Regions from separate parts of the Homo sapiens genome. Here region 2 is linked to region 1. Evidence: chromatin loops called from intact Hi-C (ENCODE). Cell type or tissue: heart left ventricle. All regions are shown on one strand. Links, peaks and the distances in the headings refer to the core of each region. The heading gives the core; the rest is flanking DNA. Region 1 overlaps RNF31 (ring finger protein 31). Region 2 holds the start of LOC105370412 (a long non-coding RNA gene).

Region 1 (8,000 bases), core at 1-8,000:
GTCCGCTGCAACGCTCATGGGGAGGTGAGGCCCGGCCCCGCTTGGAAGGGGGACACCAGGGCCTGAGGCCCAGGCCACGCTCACACCTCTCTGCTCTCCTTGCTCCCAGCCCCGAAACTACCTCAACACCCTGTCCACGGCTCTGAACATCCTGGAGAAATACGGCCGCAACCTTCTCAGCCCTCAGCGGCCTCGGTACTGGCGTGGTGTCAAGTTTAATAACCCTGTCTTTCGCAGCACGGTGGATGCTGTGCAGGTGAATCCCCTGGCCTTATGGGAGAGGGGGCTGGGGTTTGGCTAGAAAAGGCCTGAGGTTGTGCTGAATGGGAAGGGGTCCAGCCCTACTAGGCAGGAAACCTCCTGGGTGGTGACTCGTTTGAATGTGTGGCAGGGGGGCCGAGATGTGCTGCGATTATATGGCTACACAGAGGAGCAACCAGATGGGTTGAGCTTCCCCGAAGGGCAGGAGGAGCCAGATGAGCACCAGGTTGCTACAGTCACACTGGAAGTACTGCTGCTTCGGACAGAGCTCAGCCTGCTATTGCAGGTGAGATGCTCCTCTAGTCTTGATGGACTTATGCACCAGGGCTGGGGAGCCCAGCCTAACTCAAGTAAGTTTGAGGACCCCCGTGCTGCTGAACTATGGGCATAGTTCAGCATTCTGGGAGCTCCGGGTACTGATTTTCCTTCTGTGAATGTTAAGGGACCAGGGCTTAGAGGGAGGGCTTTGTTCTAGGGGTCTAGCTGGAAACCGTTTTTATCTGTATTATTGCAGAATACTCATCCAAGACAGCAGGCACTGGAGCAGCTGTTGGAAGACAAGGTTGAAGATGATGTAAGGAAGGCAGGAAAGGGGCTGGTGTACAAAGGAAACAGGAATTGTGAGACTCTGTGTCCCTAAACCCTTATTCATTCCCTGCCCTTTCTTTTTCAGATGCTGCAGCTTTCAGAATTTGACCCCCTATTGAGAGAGATTGCTCCTGGCCCCCTCACCACACCCTCTGTCCCAGGTATTATTGGTCCTAAATTGGGGACCAGGTAGGAAGCTATATTGATGGAAATTTGGGATGCTCCTCTGTCTTCTTGGTTATCTTCCTTTGTGTTTGTTTGTTTTGAGACGGAGTTTTGCTCTTGTTGCCCAGGCTGGAGTGCAATGGTGCGATCTCCGCTCACCGCAACCTCCACCTCCCGGGTTCAAGCGATTCTCCTGCCTCAGCCTCCCGAGTAGCTGGGATTACAGGCATGCGCCACCGCGCTCGGCTAATTTTGTATTTTTGGTAGAGATGGGGTTTCTCCATGTTGGTCAGGCTGGTCTGGAACTCCTGACCTCAAGTGATCCACCCACCTCAGCCTCCCAAAGTGCTAAGATTACCTGCATGAGCCACCACGCCCGGCCTCTTTGTTTTTTAAAAGAGATTAAAATTGTTTCCTTGGGTCCAGATGTTTAAAAAGTAGTCTTGTGATTTGCCCCCATCCACAGCAGATTCAGATGTAGCCTGGTCTTTTTTGGAAAGATGTTCCATCTCTCCTGCCCTCCAGGCTCCACTCCTGGTCCCTGCTTCCTCTGTGGTTCTGCCCCAGGCACACTGCACTGCCCATCCTGTAAACAGGCCCTGTGTCCAGCCTGTGACCACCTGTTCCATGGACACCCATCCCGTGCTCATCACCTCCGCCAGACCCTGCCTGGGGTCCTGCAGGGTACCCACCTGAGCCCCAGGTGAGAGGGCTTCTCTTCTGGGTGGGAGTGAAATTTAGAGAACTTAAGATCACTTGATTATGGACTACCTGCCAGTTTCTGTGCTAAAGACTGTTTAATAGAGGACAAGTAGCCAGTCAGAACCCTGAAAGAGATAATAGACATACACATCAAGCAGGTAGCAATTGCAGTAACCCAGGTTGTTATGGTAATAGGTGGTTTGCAACCTAGTCTGAAGGGTCAGCTGAATCAGGTGGCAATATTTTAAACACCTAGTGTAGGTCAGGCCATGTGTTAGCAGTATCTACTAGGAAGAAGTGAGCTTTAAGCTGTCATTTAAATGTTGCATAAGCTATGGGTATAGGAGTATTCGAGACAGACAATGTGTGCAAAGGCCAGTGACATGAGTTGTTACCCAGGAAATGGAGAATGCTTAGAGGTGAGGGATCCAGGCACCAGGTGCCACTTCAGCAGGCCATGTCTGCTTTTCCATTACAGTTTACCTGCCTCAGCCCAACCACGGCCCCAGTCGACCTCCCTGCTGGCCCTGGGAGACAGCTCTCTTTCTTCCCCTAATCCTGCAAGTGCTCATTTGCCCTGGCACTGTGCTGCCTGTGCCATGCTAAATGAGCCTTGGGCAGTGCTCTGTGTGGCCTGTGATCGGCCCCGAGGCTGTAAGGGGTTGGGGTTGGGAACTGAGGGTCCCCAAGGAACTGGAGGCCTAGAACCTGATCTTGCACGGGGTCGGTGGGCCTGCCAGAGCTGTACCTTTGAGAATGAGGCAGCTGCTGTGCTATGTTCCATATGTGAGCGACCTCGGCTGGCCCAGCCTCCCAGCTTGGTGGTGGATTCCCGAGATGCTGGCATTTGCCTGCAACCCCTTCAGGTAACTGGCCTTCCCAGCTCTTTATCGTGTGTTACCTCAGGCATTCTCTTCCCTATCCCATGTTTTCCTTCAGTTCCTCCCAACTCCCTGTATTTCTGTTGTGAACTTCAGCCAGCCAGTCAAAGGGATAATTCTCTCTGCCTTCCCAGCAGGGGGATGCTTTGCTGGCCTCTGCCCAGAGTCAAGTCTGGTACTGTATTCACTGTACCTTCTGCAACTCGAGCCCTGGCTGGGTGTGTGTTATGTGCAACCGGACTAGTAGCCCCATTCCAGCACAACATGCCCCCCGGCCCTATGCCAGCTCTTTGGAAAAGGGACCCCCCAAGCCTGGGCCCCCACGACGCCTTAGTGCCCCCCTGCCCAGTTCCTGTGGAGATCCTGAGAAGCAGCGCCAAGACAAGATGCGGGAAGAAGGCCTCCAGCTAGTGAGCATGATCCGGGTAAGGACTGGGCCTGCGATGAGGTAGGGCTGAGCTGGTCTGGGAAAGGAGATGCTGCAGGTGGTTAATAGTTTCTATGAATCTTGTTATTGTTAGCAGCAGCTGCCTGTTACTGAGGCAGTTACCATTGCTGTACACTGATGACATGATCCATATGTCTGAGCTGAGCCACTGTCACCATCTTAGTTCAGGCTGAGGGTGGGTGAAGGGTGCCCCTCCTGATGGGCGGGACTGTGCCTTAGGAAGGGGAAGCCGCAGGTGCCTGTCCAGAGGAGATCTTCTCGGCTCTGCAGTACTCGGGCACTGAGGTGCCTCTGCAGTGGTTGCGCTCAGAACTGCCCTACGTCCTGGAGATGGTGGCTGAGCTGGCTGGACAGCAGGACCCTGGGCTGGGTGCCTTTTCCTGTCAGGAGGCCCGGAGAGCCTGGCTGGATCGTCATGGCAACCTTGATGAAGCTGTGGAGGAGTGTGTGAGGACCAGGCGAAGGAAGGTATCAGCTGTGCTGGATATGGGATAGGGTCGAGAGTCTGCATCTCTCACACTCTCCCTTGCTTGCTTTCCCACTTCATTCCCCCTTGCCACTCCCATCTTGCAGGTGCAGGAGCTCCAGTCTCTAGGCTTTGGGCCTGAGGAGGGGTCTCTCCAGGCATTGTTCCAGCACGGAGGTGATGTGTCACGGGCCCTGACTGAGCTACAGCGCCAACGCCTAGAGCCCTTCCGCCAGCGCCTCTGGGACAGTGGCCCTGAGCCCACCCCTTCCTGGGATGGGCCAGACAAGCAGGTGCTGGGAGGAGGCAAGAAGCCCAAGGGTCCACCTAGAGGAGCAAGAGGGAGCTGAGGGGAAGGGTCCCTGGAGTCTGACAGCACTTCCCCCCTCCACCTGAATCATATTGCAGAGCCTGGTCAGGCGGCTTTTGGCAGTCTACGCACTCCCCAGCTGGGGCCGGGCAGAGCTGGCACTGTCACTGCTGCAGGAGACACCCAGGAACTATGAGTTGGGGGATGTGGTAGAAGCTGTGAGGCACAGCCAGGACCGGGCCTTCCTGCGCCGCTTGCTTGCCCAGGAGTGTGCCGTGTGTGGCTGGGCCCTGCCCCACAACCGGGTAAGTCCCTCCCCACGATACCTGGTCCAAGAATTACTCTATTCTTTTGGACCCCCATCCTACCCCAGTCTCCATCTCTGATCCTGTCTTCTGCTCTTCAGTTGCCCATATACCCCTGAAGGCTCCTGGGAGGGGGAAGTCAGGAACAGGCTTATCTCCTCCCTTTTAAAACAATGTTCTATTATGGAAATTTTCAAACATGCAATAGTAGAAAAATTGTACTACACTGTATAACAAATTCCCATACCCCCCTGCAACCCCTCCACTTCCAGTGTATTTGTCATCAAGCTTCAGCAATTGTCAACAAACATGATCAGTCTTTATTTCACATATATACACAGATGGCTATTATGATATCAAATATCAGGCATAATATAGTTTATAAATGTTTCCGTATATATCTCTAAAATGTAAAACTTTATTTATTTATTTACTTATTTATTTTTTTTAGATGGAATTTCACCCTTGCCCCCAGGCTGGAGTGCAATGGCGTGATCTCGGCTCACTGTAACCTCTGCCTCCTCCAAGCAATTCTCCTGCCTCAGCCTCCTGAGTAGCTGGGATTACAGGCACCCGCCACCACACTCGGCTAATTTTTGTATTTTTAGTAGAGACAGGGTTTCGCCATATTGGCCAGGCTGGTCTCGAGCTCTTGACCTCTACAATTATTTTAAATACAGAGTAAAACCAAAATAAAACACATACAGAGCCAGTCTAACTACTCTGACCTAGAGTACGTGGAGTCTCAGGAACTAAGAAGGGCTTATTCCTATAAACTGGATATTTGCTGATATTAAAGAATTACCAGGCTGGGCGCGGTGGCTCACGCCTCTAATGCCAGCACTTTGGGAGGCCAAGGCAGGCCGATCATGAGGTCAGGAGATCGAGACCATCCTGGCTGACGCAGTGAAACCCTGTCTGTACTAAAAATGTAAAAAATTAGCCAGGTGTGGTGGCAGGCGCCTGTAGTCCCAGCTACTCAGGAGGCTGAGGCAGGAGAATGGCGTGAACTCAGGAGGCGGAGCTTGCAGTGAGCCGAGATCGCGCCACTGCACTCCAGCCTGGGCAACAGCGCAAGACTCCGTCTTAAAAAAAAAAAAAAAGAATTACTGTTCATTTTTGTGTGTGTGTGTGACAGTGCTACTGTGGCTATGTTTTCAAAAAGAATTTTGCTGGGCATGATGCCTCATGCCTGTAATCCTAGAGCTTTGGGAGGCTGAGGTGGGAGAATACCTTGAAGCCAGGAGTTAGAGACCAGCATGGGCAACATAACAAGACTCCCATCTCTAAAAAAATAAATAAAGGTCCGGGCATGGTGGCTCACGCCTGTCATCCCTGCACTTTGGGAGGCCAACGTGGGTGGATCACGAGGTCAAGAGATTGAGACCATCCTGGTCGACATGGTGAAACCCCGTCTCTACTAAAAATACAAAAATTAGCCAGGCGTGGTGGCGTGCACCTGTAATCCCAGCTACTCGAGAGGCTAAGGCAGGAGAATCGCTTGAACCTGGGAGGTGGAGGTTGCAGTGAGCCAAGATCGTGCCACCGCACTCCAGCCTGGGCGACAGAATGAGATTCCGTCTCAAAAAAAAAACTTAAATTAAAAAAAATAATAAAATACATAAAGTTGGCCAGGCGCAGTGGCTCATACCTGTAATCCTAGCACTTTGGGAGGCTGAGGTGGGTGGATCACCTGAGGTCAGGAGTTCGAGACCAGCCTGACCAACATGGTGAAACCCTGTCTCTACAAAAAATACAAAAATTAGCCGGGTGTGGTAGTGGGTGCCTGTAATCCCAGCTACTTGGGAGGCTGAGGCAGGAAAATCTCTTGAACCTGGGAGACAGAGGTTGCAGTGAGCCAGGATTGCGCCACAGCACTCCAGTCTGAGCGACAGAGTGAGACTCTGTCTCAAAATAAATTAAATAAATAAATAAATGTAGAATCTACAGGAAGTTTCAAAAATAGTGCATAGAGTCCTGTGTACTTTTCACTAACCTTCACTCAGCGATGACATTTTTTTGAGACGGAGTCTCGCTCTGTCGCCCTGGCTGGAGCGCAGTCGCGCAATCATGGCTCACTGCAACCTCTGCCTCCCGGTTCAAGCGATTCTCCTGTCCCAGCCTCCCAAGTAGCTGTGATTACAGGCATCTGCAATCATGCCCGGCTAATTTTTTTTTTTTTGAGACAGAGTTTTGCTCTTGTTGCCCAGCCTGGAGTGCAATGGTGCGATCTCGGCTCACTGCAGCCTCCGCCTCCCGAGTTCAAGTGATTCTCCTGCCTCAGCCTCCCGAGTAGCTGGGATTACAGGCATGCGCCACCACACTTGGCTAATTTTGTATTTTTAGTAGAGACGGGTCAGGCTGGTCTGGAACTCCAGATCTCAGGTGATCCGCCTGCCTCAGCCTCCCAAAGTGCTGGGATTACAGGCATAAGCCATGGTGCCTGGCCTAATTTTTGTATTTTTAGTAGAGACAAGGTTTCACAATGTTGGCCAGGCTGGTCTCGAACTCCTAGCCTCAAGTGATGCGCCCGCCTTGGCTTCCCAAAGTACTGGGATTACAGGTGTGAGCCAGCGTGCCCGGCCCCCAGTGGTGACTTCTTATATAGTTATAGTACAATATCAAGACCAAGAAATAAGACATTGCTCCAATGTTAGCTATACTACAGGTCTTGTTCATTTTTCTCATGGATATGCCGCTGTGTGTATGTGTGGTTCTATGCAGTTCTGTCCCACGTATGGATGCATATAACCACCACCATAATCAAGATACAGATTGTTTCATCACCACAAAGGAACTCTCTCATGTACCTCTTTAGTTATACCCTTCTGCCCCCACTTCTAGTCACCTGGCAACCATGAAGCTGTTCTCCACCTCTATAGTTTTGTCATTTCAAGCATGTTATTTGTATATTTAATGGAATATGAATGTTTTTATAGGCACTTTTGCCTTTACCTTAGGTGTCACCATTGTCTATTTTCCTCCACCCGACTGTCTTCAGATGTTTACGTTGCCTGCCTGGCCCCTGCTGGCACTTGAGGTTGTTAACCCTGCCCAGTTGTTAATTAGACCCTGATTTCTTAGTGGACACCTGGCCACTGCCTCTTCCCTAGCCTGGCAGCTGTGGCTTCTGACCCCCTCCCCTCCAACCCCTCACCCTCCAGATGCAGGCCCTGACTTCCTGTGAGTGCACCATCTGTCCTGACTGCTTCCGCCAGCACTTCACCATCGCCTTGAAGGAGAAGCACATCACAGACATGGTGTGCCCTGCCTGTGGCCGCCCCGACCTCACCGATGACACACAGTTGCTCAGCTACTTCTCTACCCTTGACATCCAGGTACTGCAGCCCCTCTAGGACTCAGGTACCCTGAGCTTTGAACAGGGACCCTCCCACCCACCACCTCTGCATCCTGTCCCCAGCTTCGCGAGAGCCTAGAGCCAGATGCCTATGCGTTGTTCCATAAGAAGCTGACCGAGGGTGTGCTGATGCGGGACCCCAAGTTCTTGTGGTGTGCCCAGGTAAGTGGCCTGCCCAGGGCAGCTACTGTGGAGGGGCAGGGGATGGTTCCAGGTCAGGCCTTTGATAACTTTATGCTCTTGCACTTCCAGTGCTCCTTTGGCTTCATATATGAGCGTGAGCAGCTGGAGGCAACTTGTCCCCAGTGTCACCAGACCTTCTGTGTGCGCTGCAAGCGCCAGGTGAGGCACATTCATCCTTTCAGAAATACTTGCTGAGCTACTGCCAGGTACTGTGTTAGACTCAGGGGAGTTTGTGTACTGGAGAGCAAAACAGACATGAGCTCTGAGGTCAAAAGAGCTTACAGACTACTCAGAAAGACTAGGCACAAGGAGAAAGGGAAGCAGAGGGAGGGA
Region 2 (12,128 bases), core at 1-8,000, 86 kb before region 1:
GGAGTCCATGGTCAGCCTGACACAGGAGTTATGCCCTGTGGCCATGCGGGTGGCCGAGGGACACAACAAGATGCTGAGCAATGTGGCGGAGCGTGTCACTGTGCCCCGGAACTTCATCCGAGGGGCACTGCTGGAGCAAGCAGGACAGGACATTCAGAACAAGCTGGAGTGAGAGGCAAAGGGCAGGGCTGGGGCTGAGCTGGATTTGGCCCAGATCACTTAGGGACTTAGGACTGGAGAGCTATCAGCAATGAATAATGAATGGCACAATCTCCATTACAAGGATCAATCTTTAACCAAGTGCAACCTTGCTATTTAGGGTCTGGCTGGTCTTTGCCCTAGAAATCTAAGTGCTGAGCTGGGGTTTAGGAGCCAAGTTTGTGCCCACACAGGTGTACACACACATACCCACACAAATACACCAGGAATGGGATAGCAGGGCCTCCTCGGAGGCATGGACAAAGAAAAGTACCTGAGTTGGGTGCATGGAAGCACTGTCTTCCTCCCAGTTTTCATTGCCCCTAGAGTTCTTTCATTCTGGGTCTGGGTGCCACCACTCACCAAACCAAAGGAAAACTAGTACACATACCTATGAAACAGCTAGGCCCAAGGAAGGGTCTTTCCTACCCTCACAGTAGCAACTAGCAGGGTTTAGTTACTCAGCACCCCAATTACCTAGCTCTGTTCCACTGGGGCTCCAGGGGCCTGACCTAGGGCCCCCTTGCTCCTTCTCCTCGAATTCCTCTTTCCCCACACATAGTTGGGCTGGGGGCTCTGGGGTGGGACTAGACGTGTATTTGTGGAGAAATGAGTGTCAAGGGCTAGGCTGCCTCCTTCAGCAGCCACATGCGCTCCATGGGCAGACAGACCAGGCCAGCTGGCCGTTCTCTCAGGCTTCTGGGAGAGGGAGTGCCTCAGGGGCCATGCGGGGGACTGAGGTGCTAATGTTCTGAGTAGCCCCACCTGTGCCCACAGTGAAGTGAAGCTCTCAGTCGTCACCTACCTAACCAGCTCCATAGTGGATGAGATCCTGCAAGAGCTCTACCATTCCCACAAGAGCCTGGTAAGGCTTCTTCTGCAGCCTGGCCTGGCTCGGGCACGCCCTCCACCCCACATTATCCTGTCTCCCTAATCACCCTCCCCTTCAAGGCCCTGGGAGGTGGGCAGCTTCCATGGAATTCTGTTCACACCTGCCCTTCCCCAGGCCCGGCACCTGACCCAGCTAAGGACGCTGTCAGATCCACCAGGGTGCCCAGGCCAAGGGCAGGATCTGTCCTCCCGGGGCCGAGGCCGGAACCATGACCATGAGGAGACCACAGATGATGAACTTGGGACCAACATTGTGAGCCCCCCGCTCCCTGCTCCTCCTTAATAACCTGGGCCCTGCCCTTAAACCTGCACAACACTGTCCCCTTCCACTGATCTGTACTCCCCTGGCCACCTCACTGTGCCTGGCCTTCTGCCTCCAATCTCAATCCAGCCCAACCTCTTCCCTCATCCCAGTGCCTCAGCCCCCTGAGGAGCGAGGGGCAGGATGGGCTCAAATAAGGTTTCATGAGGAATGGATGGCTCTGGGTGAGGTGCCTGGCCCTGCCACTCGTCTTCATTTCTGCAGGACACCATGGCCATCAAAAAGCAGAAACGCTGCCGCAAGATTCGGCCGGTGTCTGCCTTCATCAGTGAGTCTCCCAGCCTCCGTTCTCATGGACTCCAGACTCCCGCCCTCTGTAGCCCCTCTTTCCCTTGATTTTTTCTCTGTCTCCCCATCCTGCTTTCTCCCCATTCCTCTGCTAGTCCCTCTAATGCTGCTGTCTTTGCAGGCGGGAGCCCTCAGGACATGGAAAGCCAACTGGGGAATCTGGGGATCCCCCCTGGCTGGTTCTCAGGACTTGGGGGCAGCCAGCCCACAGCTAGTGGCTCCTGGGAAGGTCTATCTGAGCTGCCCACTCATGGTTACAAACTAAGGCATCAAACACAAGGGAGGCCCCGCCCCCCCAGGACCACACCTCCAGGACCTGGTCGACCCAGTGTGAGTCCCTAAGGCTTCACAAGAGGATCCCCTTCACTCAGTGACACCAGAGCCAGGAGTTTTACCTTTAGGACCCAAATGCCAGAGACAGTAGCCTTGAGGGATTGGGCAGGAGTCCAGGCATGCCAATGAACAGATGAGGGATTGCCCAGTTTTTATGAGAGCTAGACCTTGTCACAGATAAGAAAGCTCTGTCTGCCGGGCAGTGTCATTCTTATTTTGGTGAAGGATAGAGCCACCAAGAACACCAAGAGCCACCAAGCTTAGGAAACACTAGGTGAGCTGGGCATGGTGGCTCAGGCCTGTAATCCCAGCACTTTGGGAGGCTGAGGCGGGCAGATCACGAGGTCAAGAGATCGAGATCATCCTGGCCAAGATGGTGAAACCCCATCTCCACTAAAAATACAAAAATTAGCCGGGCGTGGTGGCGCCTGCCTGTAATCCCAGCTACTCGGGAGGCTGAGGCAGGAGAACTGCGTGAACCCAGGAGGCGGAGGTTGCAGTGAGCCAAAATCATGCCACTGCACTCCAGCCTGGGTGACAGAGCAAGACTCCGTCTCAAAAAAAAAAAAAAAAAAGAAAAAGAAACACTGGGTGAACTGAAGTCTACATTTCCATAAATGTCCAAGCCCAAAGGGGAATGCTCTGAGTGGATGGGAGGTGGGGCTTCCTGACCTAGATGAGATGTCCCACGGGACTTTCCTCCCAGCAGATGCCAGCACCTGGGACTCGTCAGGAGAATGGGATGGCCACCCGCCTGGATGAAGGGCTGGAGGACTTCTTCAGCCGAAGGGTCCTGGAGGAAAGTTCTAGGTGTGATGCCTAAACACACTCCCATTTTCAGCAGGCCCCAAGGCCCTAGAAGGGCTGCTGTGTCCTCCCAGCTCCCATGGGAGTCTCCATAACAGCAGTGCCCAAAGCCAGTCTCTGTGAGAAATTTCCCCACATTCTCATCCTTCCCCACCCAGCCCTCAGGGCCCATGACCTCTGCGTCTTCCCAGGACAGCTGGGAAGAATGGGGCCAGAGTGAACCACCACAGTGGGGTTGGAGAGCAGGTGTGGATGAGAGGGAGGTGGGGGGCAGCCCTGGGACAGGATACCCATTAGTGGTGAGAGGCCCGGGGGGTAGTGTTCCCTGTCACTGTCCTGCAGACTGCCCAGGGTCTGTCCAGGAGGAGCCAGGTCACTTGGAGAAGCTGAGAGGAGTTGCAGGGGAGGTGCCTGGGAAGAAACATCAGTCTGCGGGAAAGGCTGCTGGAGGATTACAACGGGACAGGAAAGGCAAGGGCATCATCTCCCTGAGAACTAAGTGGAAAGGGCTGCAGTGCAGCAGGGGAGACCAGATGAGAGGAAAGCAGGTTTATCAGACCCAGGATTGAGCTTGCATCTGGCATTTGTTGCTAACTTACCCCGATTCTCCCCAGCTACCCCCGGACTCTGAGGACCGTGCGGCCAGGACTCTCGGAGGCACCGCTGCCTCCACTCCAGAAGAAGAGGCGCCGGGGCCTGTTTCACTTTCGCCGGCCCCGGAGCTTCAAGGGGGACAGGGGGCCGGGGTCCCCTACCACTGGACTCCTCCTCCCTCCACCCCCACCCCCTCCCCCGACTCAGGAGAGCCCCCCTAGCCCAGACCCCCCAAGCCTCGGCAATAACTCCTCTCCCTGCTGGAGCCCAGAGGAGGAGAGCAGCCTCCTCCCTGGATTTGGTGGGGGCCGGGGACCTTCCTTCCGCCGGAAGATGGTAAGTGAGGCAGGGGGTGCTGTGTCTTCCCCTTTTCCTGCCCCACACTTAACCCAGTCTCCTACCCCACCCCAAGCTTAATGGGAGAATGCTAGGACCCAGGGTTCTTGGGAACATTGGTCATTTCAATTCTCCTCTCCTTGAGAGTGGACTAAGACCCAGTGGCCAAGAGCATGCTGGGAGTGCTATATGCGAATGCAGGCGTTGGAAGGACTCTTCAGAGGGTCTCTGCAGGGCTTCCCCGTGGCTAGGGACTCAGTGAGGCAGGGGTCCTCCTGACAACTCCCTCACAGCCTGGGGAGCCCCCTTCGACTGGGAACTGCTAATAAATAAGAGACCTTGTTCTAGGGCACTGAGGGGTCAGAGCCAGGGGAGGGGGGCCCAGCCCCTGGGACAGCACAGCAGCCAAGGGTTCACGGTGTTGCCCTTCCCGGGTTGGAAAGAGCCAAGGGTTGGAGCTTCGATGGGAAACGAGAGGTGAGTGGAGCCTGGGACAACAAACTGTGGGTCCTGAGGGTATCTGTCCACCACCCTCTCCTTCCCACTCCCTCATCCCTGGTGGTTCAGTAGAGAAAGCAGATGCTTTGGCATTAGAAGATGTTAGCTGCTCTTCAGCCCCCACCACACACTTGCCGTGGAGCCCTGGACTGGTCACTTCACCTCCTGAAACCTCTCCTTCTTTACTGTAAAATGAGGGGTTATAAAAATACTTACCTCTAGAGCTCTGTTTCCCAAACAATGGTGACTTGATTATAACCTTTGCGACTGATTTTTACCTGAATTATTACTTACATAGTATTTTTATTTAAATTAACTCACCTTTTTTTAACTTAGGCTAGACCTAGACATTATCTTTAAAATCGCAGGCTTTTTGAATGAGTCGTGTTTTTTTCTACTACATGTAAAATACATATGTAACTATAAAGATGGAAGTATACTCATTTGTGTAAGCCATTTCTTGTGCCCCTGGGGAGGTATGGGTGCCACTCTTTGGGAAACAGTTTTAAGTGTCTAGGGACTAATGACATGAGAATGACATGGAGATGCTAGAGCAGAAGCCCTTTGTCAGCTGCAGTCCTGCCACAGAGGAGACTTTCTTACAACCTGACCCACTGTTCTTTCAGGGCCCAGGCCCAGACCAGGAGGGCAGCACCCAGGCCTGGCAGAAACGGCGCTCTTCAGACGACGCAGGTAAGAACAGTCACATTCAAAGCCCTTTTGGACCCCTCTCTCAGGGGTCAAATTTACCTTTTCCCTTTCTCCTCTCTTTCTCATCCCCTCTCTCTACTCCAGGGCCTGGATCCTGGAAGCCCCCACCACCGCCCCAAAGCACCAAACCAAGCTTCAGCGCCATGCGCAGAGCAGAGGCCACATGGCACATAGGTATGGAAAGCCTCTTTTCAGGCAGCAGTACTGAAAGCCCAGGGTGTGTCCAAAGAAACAGAAGCCCATGGCCCCTGTGCTGGGGAATTTATGGCCAAGGTGGGGCAGTGAGAAGTCAACACAGTGAAAATGTTTAAGGATATTTACAAAGCTATATCCAAAAGAGACAAACAACCCAATCCAAAGAAAGCTTCTACAGAACAAAAGCGGCTTCTCCAGTGTTGGCAAACAGGAGCGATGCTTTGTGGATGGCTCTGGCGAATTCTCCAGGGCAGGTGCAGCCTCTGGTCACCATTGGCACAGTGGCAGCCTCTGTAGACAAGGCTCCTCTCTGCACCTTGCTGGGAAGAGGGTGGGCAAGTCAAACTGCCAGCAAGTACCAGCTGTGCCAGGCCCACCTCAGATTCCAGCCTCCTCCAGAAGTCGTTTATCAACTCACCCTCAGCTCACGCAGAAAGGTGCCCCAAACATGGGCAAGAGCTCGCCTCGGAGGTCAGAAACCTGCAGTATTAGTCCTTCTCAGCCACCCGCGACCTTAAACAAGTCATTTACTTTCTGGCCCCATGACCGGAGGAGTAAAAGGGAGGGGATTATCCCAGGCATGACACTTCCTTTCTGCTGGCTTCAGAGCACCTTCCGCTTAGGGAGCCACTAAAGAAAAGCTGGTCAGCTCAGCATTCGCTCAGTCCAGCAGTTGCCAAAGGCCTGGACCATGACCCTCCAGCAATATTGACATAGACAAAATCTCTCTGTAGATGGAGACACCCCCTCAGCCTCTTTCACTCCCACCACCAGGCTAGGGCGTAAGGGCTGGAAAGAGCTAAGAGCTGAGCGGGCTGGTCTGGCTTGAGCCACATGCTCCCCACTGTCCTATCCCACCCATTCTGCATCTGCCCCTCTCTCCCCTGTAGTGCAGAATCAGGCTAGCCTGAGACTTGGAGTGCCTGTGTCCTTGCCTCCTCCTCCAAGGCCAACCCAGCACTGGGGGCATCTTTGCTGATTTTTTCCATCCCATACACAGGCTAATTAAAGCGCCCCAAAGTAGGGCTCCATCTTTCATTTAGGAAACCGCAATAGTCAGTTGCCCCACTGCACACACACCTCACAGATCCACATGCAGACAACACTTTCCAGTGTCAGAGCCACAGGCTCATGTTGCTTAAAGGCCACTGGGGCGGAGGATGAGTGTGCCAGGGCACCCCTCCATCTAAATCAGACTTTCAGACAGAGTTCTGGGAATGCCAGGCTGCAGCCTTGGCAGAGCCCCCAGGGCACTGCAGCCTGGATGGGCAGCATGCCTGTGGACCCAGCAGGCCCTGGGCCCTGCCCCAGCAGGAAAGGGGTTGGGCACTGCTCTGCAAGAGGGACAGCTAGGCCAGAGTCCCCTCCAGAGGTGATGGCCTCAGGATGATCCTGGGAAACAAGGGCTAAGGAGCGTGGATGTAGAAAGGCATATGAAAGACCGGGTGCGGTGGCTCATGCCTGTAATCCCAACACTTTGGGAGACCGAGGTAGGTGGATCACTAGGTCAAGAGATCGAGACAATCCTGGCCAACACGGTGAAACCCTGTCTCTACTAAAAATACAAAAATTAGCTGGGCGTGGTGGCACGCACCTGTAGTCCCAGTTGTTCGGGAGGCTGAGACAGGAGAATCGCTCAAACCCGAGAGGTGGAGGTTGCAGTGAGCCAAGATTGCACCACTGTACTCCAGCCTGGGTGACAGAGCAAAACTCCATCTCCAAAAAAAAAAAAAGAAAGAAAGAAAGAAAAGAAAAAAAAAAGGCACATGAAAGGCAGAGACATAGGAGCAAGTGGGCTTGGAGGGAGAAAGTCCTGGCCTCCAGGGCTTCAGTGGAGAGAGGAGACAGGGACAGGAGCTATGCAAGAATGCCTTTTCCTGCAGCTTCTCCTCTCTCTCATCCCCAGCTGAAGAGAGTGCCCCCAACCACAGCTGCCAGAGTCCCAGCCCAGCCTCCCAAGATGGGGAAGAGGAGAAGGAGGGGACCCTCTTCCCAGAGAGGACACTTCCAGCTAGGAATGCCAAGGTGAGAGCTGGCAAGATGGGTGGGGGAGGCACTTTGATGAGGCAAAGGGACTAACTGACCCAGCATCTTCCTTCCTCTGCCAGCTACAGGACCCCGCTCTAGCTCCATGGCCTCCCAAGCCAGTGGCTGTGCCCAGGGGCCGCCAGCCTCCCCAGGAGCCAGGGGTCAGGGAGGAGGCTGAGGCTGGAGATGCAGCTCCAGGAGTCAACAAACCCCGGCTGAGGCTGAGCTCACAGCAAGACCAAGAGGAGCCCGAAGTCCAAGGTCTGCCACCCTGGCTGAGTGGGGGGCTCAGGGCACCTCTAGGACTTTGCTGTCCACATCAGGTCCTCTTCCAGAGCATGGAATGAGTGACAACCAGGAGTCACAGCCTGGATGAGCATCCCAGCATGAGCCCCACTCCTGTGTTAGGCCTGCCTTGATTGTTATTTCAGGGCCCCCTGATCCAGGCCGGCGGACTGCCCCCCTGAAGCCCAAGAGGACACGGCGGGCACAGTCCTGTGACAAGCTGGAACCTGATAGAAGACGGCCTCCTGACCCCACAGGTGCTGGTGGTGAGAGGGCAGGTCCCCCCTTCCCACCTATCTGTCCAACATGACACCCCCCGAAGCCCCAACACCAGGTGGCTGGCTGTCCCTGCCCAGGAAACAGGGCTCCCTGGATTTGTCCCCAGCAGGAACCAGTGAGCCAGGAACAGACTGACAACTGCCACAACACCCTCCTCAGCCCTCGACATGTGCCTCGCAAGGACTCAGACCCCTATCCACCCCCAGTCCCCAGGGCCCCCTGCCAGCCCCTGTCCTACAGGGGCAAGACGGCAGGACCAGGCATGGGGGAGCTGGAGGCAGGGACTAGAACAGAGGGAGCCACCTGGAGAGACGGAGGCTGTCAGTGCCTGCCTCGATACCTCTCTCTGCAGAGAGCTTCTGGGTGGGGGCTTATCTCCTCCCCCAGGAGGGTGGATCTCTGTCCCTCTATCCCCAGGGACTCTCTCCCCTCTTGTATAGAATAAAAAAACAAAATCATCGCCTGCCTCGAGTCTCTGCTATCTTCCCCATTCACTGCCTCCACAATCTGCTCTCTTCCCACAAACCCTCAGAGCTTGGCCACAGTGGAGAAAAATGAGAAACATTCCACAGGGATAGACTTGGGGTTCTGAGAGGAGCAGGAGAAAAAAACAGAGAACTGCCGAGGGAAGGGGACTGATAAGTCCCCAAGCCAAGATGGGTGTTATGCCCAGGGTCAGGGCTGAGCTTCCTGGAGAAAGAACCAAAAGGACAGAAACCAACACAAAGTCTGTCCAGCTTTTGGGGGTGTAATGGGATTGGAAGCCCCAGTGTACCAGAGGGACACGGGAGCAGTGTGTGTGTGTGTGTGTGTGTGCATGCATGCACACTAATGGGGGAATTACATGATGTTGTGTCGTCCTGGGGGCACCCTCACTAGTCAGAAGTCTCAATAGCAGAGTGGCTTGCAGGTGAACAGAAGTCTCTGTGGCATGAGGTCAGCAACTAAAGTAGCTGTCTCCCATGGTGTTCTAGCAAATACTATCTTGGCATTCAAGATCCCACTCAAAAGCCCCTTCCTCTGTGAAGTCCTTCCTGATGCCTTCCCCACTCATCCATATTGCACCCTGCTTTAATGTGCTCCCACTGCATCCTGAGCAGGTCCATAACATTGCACCTGTCACGCTTCATTGCGTATGCGTATTGGCTTATCCTCTCTCTGTCTGCCTGTCTTTCTGTTCCATATACATCTGCCTCCCCCAGGGGCAGAGGCTGTGTCTTAATCACCTGTGTAGCCCCAGCACCTGGCACAGTGCCTGACACCCAGGAGATGCTCAATAAATGGCTGCTATATTAATACATGAGCAGCTTAAGGGGATGGAGGGCGAAGGTAAATGCTCTTGCGTACTCATCGCAGACCACAATGTGCCCAAATGTCTTCATGTGTGGTTTGCAGCTCCCCAGGCAACTGCTTACTTCCCTTACTTACTGATTTCACCAGGAATTACTTGTTTTGTTTCCTTAAGATCTGTGCATGGCACAGCCCCTCCCACAAGGGTAAGGCCATATGGGTTGAATCTTGGGGGGTGTTGGGTACATTGTGGCACCGGGAAGAAGCCTTGGGAGTCAGTCCTTCAGCAGATGCCCTCATGTGACCAGGATATGAGGTTGGGTGTCCTTAAGCAATTATGTCCATTTCCTGTGTCTCCTTATAAAATGGTGGCTAGGGAACTGGACATCATTCTCAAAGCTATGACGTTCAGCAAGGTATGTGATGGCTTTTAAGGAGCACGGGAAGATCACATCCTGCTGTATTCCGGGTTAGTTTGAGTGAGTACATGTGTGACAAGGACAGCCCAGTGTTCCTGTATATGTGACTGCAGATATCCTTAGCTAGTGTAACAATGTTGAAAGTGATGTGAGAAGGGGTATGTTTCCCAATGTGTATCCGCCGGGGGCTGTAACTGTCGTGGTGTCACAGTGAGTTTATGTACTGGCGCCTGTGTGTGTCAAGATATGTGTGAGCCTGTGAGTCGTGGGTGCATGTGTCGCCATCATTTCTCTGTTTGAATGTGTATGTGCATGCCACTGCAATGTGCGCATCTCTGCGATTCTGGGTGTGGGTGTAGTGTGAAGGGGAAGATGTGTGTCACTGTGTCTGTGGGGGTCCTGCCTCTAAGCCACCCCCAGCCTGCCCTCCTCCCCCGGTTCTGTGGCTCCCTCCCAGGCTGTGGCCCTGCCCCTTCCCTCTTCTCCCTCCCAATCCATCCACGCGGGGGGAGCTGGTGCTGCGCCCCCCCCCACCCCTCCCCATCCAGGCCCCATAAATAGCAGCAGAGCCGGAGCTGGAGCCGGCGCCAGCGGCTGGAGCAGCAAGGGAGTCAGGGCCAGGGCCAGAGAGCCGGAGAGAGGAGCCCCCGACCGAGAGCCCAGGTGAGCCCACCCTTCCTCCCCAGCCCAGCCCCAGCCCAGCCCAGCTTGGCCCAGTCTCCATAACAACATCTCCTGGAGCCCGCAGAGAGATCCCAGCCCTGCCCAATCCCTTCACCACCACAAGCCCCTGCCTATCTCGGGGACCCCCAAGAACTGGGAGACTTGTGGCTGGAAGGCAGAGACCCCCCTCCCCCAGCCCAGACCCTCCCTCACATATCCAGAAAGGCACACACTGTGGGGAGGTAGATACCCAGCCAGAGAAAGGTCCCACTTCTGAGGGAGGTACAGGAACTGTCACACCCTCCTGGAAACGGACACACGACATGGGGGGACAGACACGGAGGGTGGGGCACTCAGACACACCAATGCACACTCACTCGGGGAAGCATGACATGGGATCAGACAGCCTCACCCTGAGATCTGTACAGACACAGATAGATGGACTGACCGGCCATGAACTCTGGCCGGCATACCCCTGCCTGCTTCAGCCCGAGGCTTGGTACCACTGCTGGGGGAAGGTGGCATGCGTGCATCCCACGGGCAGCATGGAGGGAGCCACGACTCCCCAAAAATCCTGTCGCTAAGAGACGGTGCCAGTGCTGCCAAGAAGTGTGAAAACAGGGGAGGTGGGGAGGGATGTGAGGCTTGTCACAGTTAGAGCTCCTGCCAGGAGCCTGAAGGAGCTTTCAGCAGAGCCCTGGTCCTGCCTCCCAGCCCACCACCACTCCTTTTCCATCAGCTAGCCAGAAGGGGAATGGGGGTAGGGAGTGGATAGGGATAGCCCAGCAGGGGACTTTCCAACCTGTCTCCTGCCCACTGCAGACTCCACTTCTGAGACCCATCCTCTTCAGAACTCCAGAGGCCTCTCCACCCCCTGCCCCACCCCCTTGCCCTAGTTTAGCTCCCTCGTGCCAAGACTGAGTGCAGCGCTGGCACAACACCAGTCGGGAAATAGCAGAAGGTGCTGAGGCGGCAGAAAGTGTAGATCAATCGATGGCCTAGGAGCCAAGACTGCCAGGAACATCCCCACCCCAATCCTTCAGCCCTCTCCAGCCCCATCCACGCATACCTAGGCCAGCAGCACAGGGCTTCTGAGCAGGAGTGGGAGGCTCAGGTCCTCTGCCCTCCCCTGCTCAGAACTCTGGTGAAGCTGAGGAAGCAGGAGGTCCGTGAGGCCCCAGGGTCTAGGGAAGGAGGTTAAGGGGTGGGGCCCAGGGACCCTAGAGGATAGACCCCTCTGCTGGCAGGTGTTCCCTTTCCAGAGTCCAGGCCACCTGCTCTGTCCCCACAGTGACATGTCGGACCCTGAGATGGGATGGGTGCCTGAGCCCCCAACCATGACGCTGGGGGCCTCTCGGGTGGAGCTGCGGGTGTCCTGCCATGGCCTCCTGGACCGGGACACACTCACCAAACCCCACCCCTGCGTGCTGCTCAAGCTCTACTCTGATGAGCAGTGGGTGGAGGTGAGAGCAGCTCAGGTTTCTCCTTAACTAACCTGGGTTAAGCTTGGGAAAGAGGGAGGCTGGGTGGGAGCAGTGAAAGCCTTGCAGGGAAATGTGTGGACTCTGCGGCGCCTTCTCGAGGCCGCTTGGGTACCCTGGAGATGGTGTCCCAGAGGGTCCTGAGATTGACCCAGAGGCAGTGGGGTTGCTCCCAAAGGCCTCATGATAGCCCGGAGGACTGAGAGTCCAGTGGGCAGGCAGCACCCCAAGCTCAGGGATCAGCTTAGGAAGAGAAGAGCTGGTTGCTGGGGACGTGGGGGCCCAAGAAGAGCTGGCATGACTAGGGCAGTCCAGGACAGGGAAAAGTATCCTCGGTTCCCAGACAGCCCTCGCCTCCCTTCAACCACTACCACAGGTAGAGCGCACAGAGGTGCTTCGCTCCTGTTCCAGCCCTGTCTTCTCCCGGGTGCTGGCCCTTGAGTATTTTTTTGAGGAGAAGCAGCCCCTGCAGTTCCACGTGTTCGATGCCGAGGACGGAGCCACCAGCCC

Evidence for each region. A loop is a pair of places that touch in the nucleus more often than their neighbours do. Peaks named below come from ENCODE experiments on the same cell type or tissue, not always from the same donor. Only the 100,000 strongest peaks of a DNase experiment are listed, where the experiment ranks them.
Region 2: it touches region 1 in a loop (1.9-fold over the local background); 33 of 110 quality-filtered maps call a loop at or near these places.

What each region holds. Positions count from the first base shown.
Region 1 is chr14:24,147,867-24,155,866 of GRCh38, forward strand. It overlaps RNF31 (ring finger protein 31), which reads left to right. Exons shown (of 21, transcript NM_017999.5): 1 at 1-24; 2 at 110-256; 3 at 392-547; 4 at 776-835; 5 at 935-1,010; 6 at 1,540-1,717; 7 at 2,195-2,582; 8 at 2,732-3,022; 9 at 3,265-3,513; 10 at 3,619-3,804; 11 at 3,920-4,126; 12 at 7,291-7,464; 13 at 7,548-7,646; 14 at 7,737-7,826. Among named protein-coding and RNA genes, the nearest start is that of RNF31, 4.4 kb to the left of the region's middle. In heart left ventricle, for the core only: no CTCF peak of the experiment used is centred there; a DNase peak (open chromatin) is centred at 3,340; H3K4me3 peaks cover 1,095 bases; H3K27ac peaks cover 274 bases.
Region 2 is chr14:24,061,505-24,073,632 of GRCh38, forward strand. It overlaps CARMIL3 (capping protein regulator and myosin 1 linker 3), which reads left to right. Exons shown (of 40, transcript NM_138360.4): 27 at 1-168; 28 at 976-1,063; 29 at 1,205-1,342; 30 at 1,616-1,679; 31 at 1,821-2,029; 32 at 2,742-2,842; 33 at 3,454-3,769; 34 at 4,118-4,246; 35 at 4,894-4,960; 36 at 5,063-5,152; 37 at 7,080-7,198; 38 at 7,282-7,462; 39 at 7,633-7,743; 40 at 7,875-8,225. The coding sequence ends at 7,900. LOC105370412 (a long non-coding RNA gene) reads right to left here and starts at 6,685. Exons shown (of 2, transcript XR_943619.2): 1 at 5,592-6,685; 2 at 5,280-5,493. It overlaps CPNE6 (copine 6), which reads left to right and starts at 10,058. Exons shown (of 17, transcript NM_006032.4): 1 at 10,058-10,137; 2 at 11,429-11,600; 3 at 11,995-12,128. The coding sequence starts at 11,433. In heart left ventricle, for the core only: no CTCF peak of the experiment used is centred there; no DNase peak of the experiment used is centred there.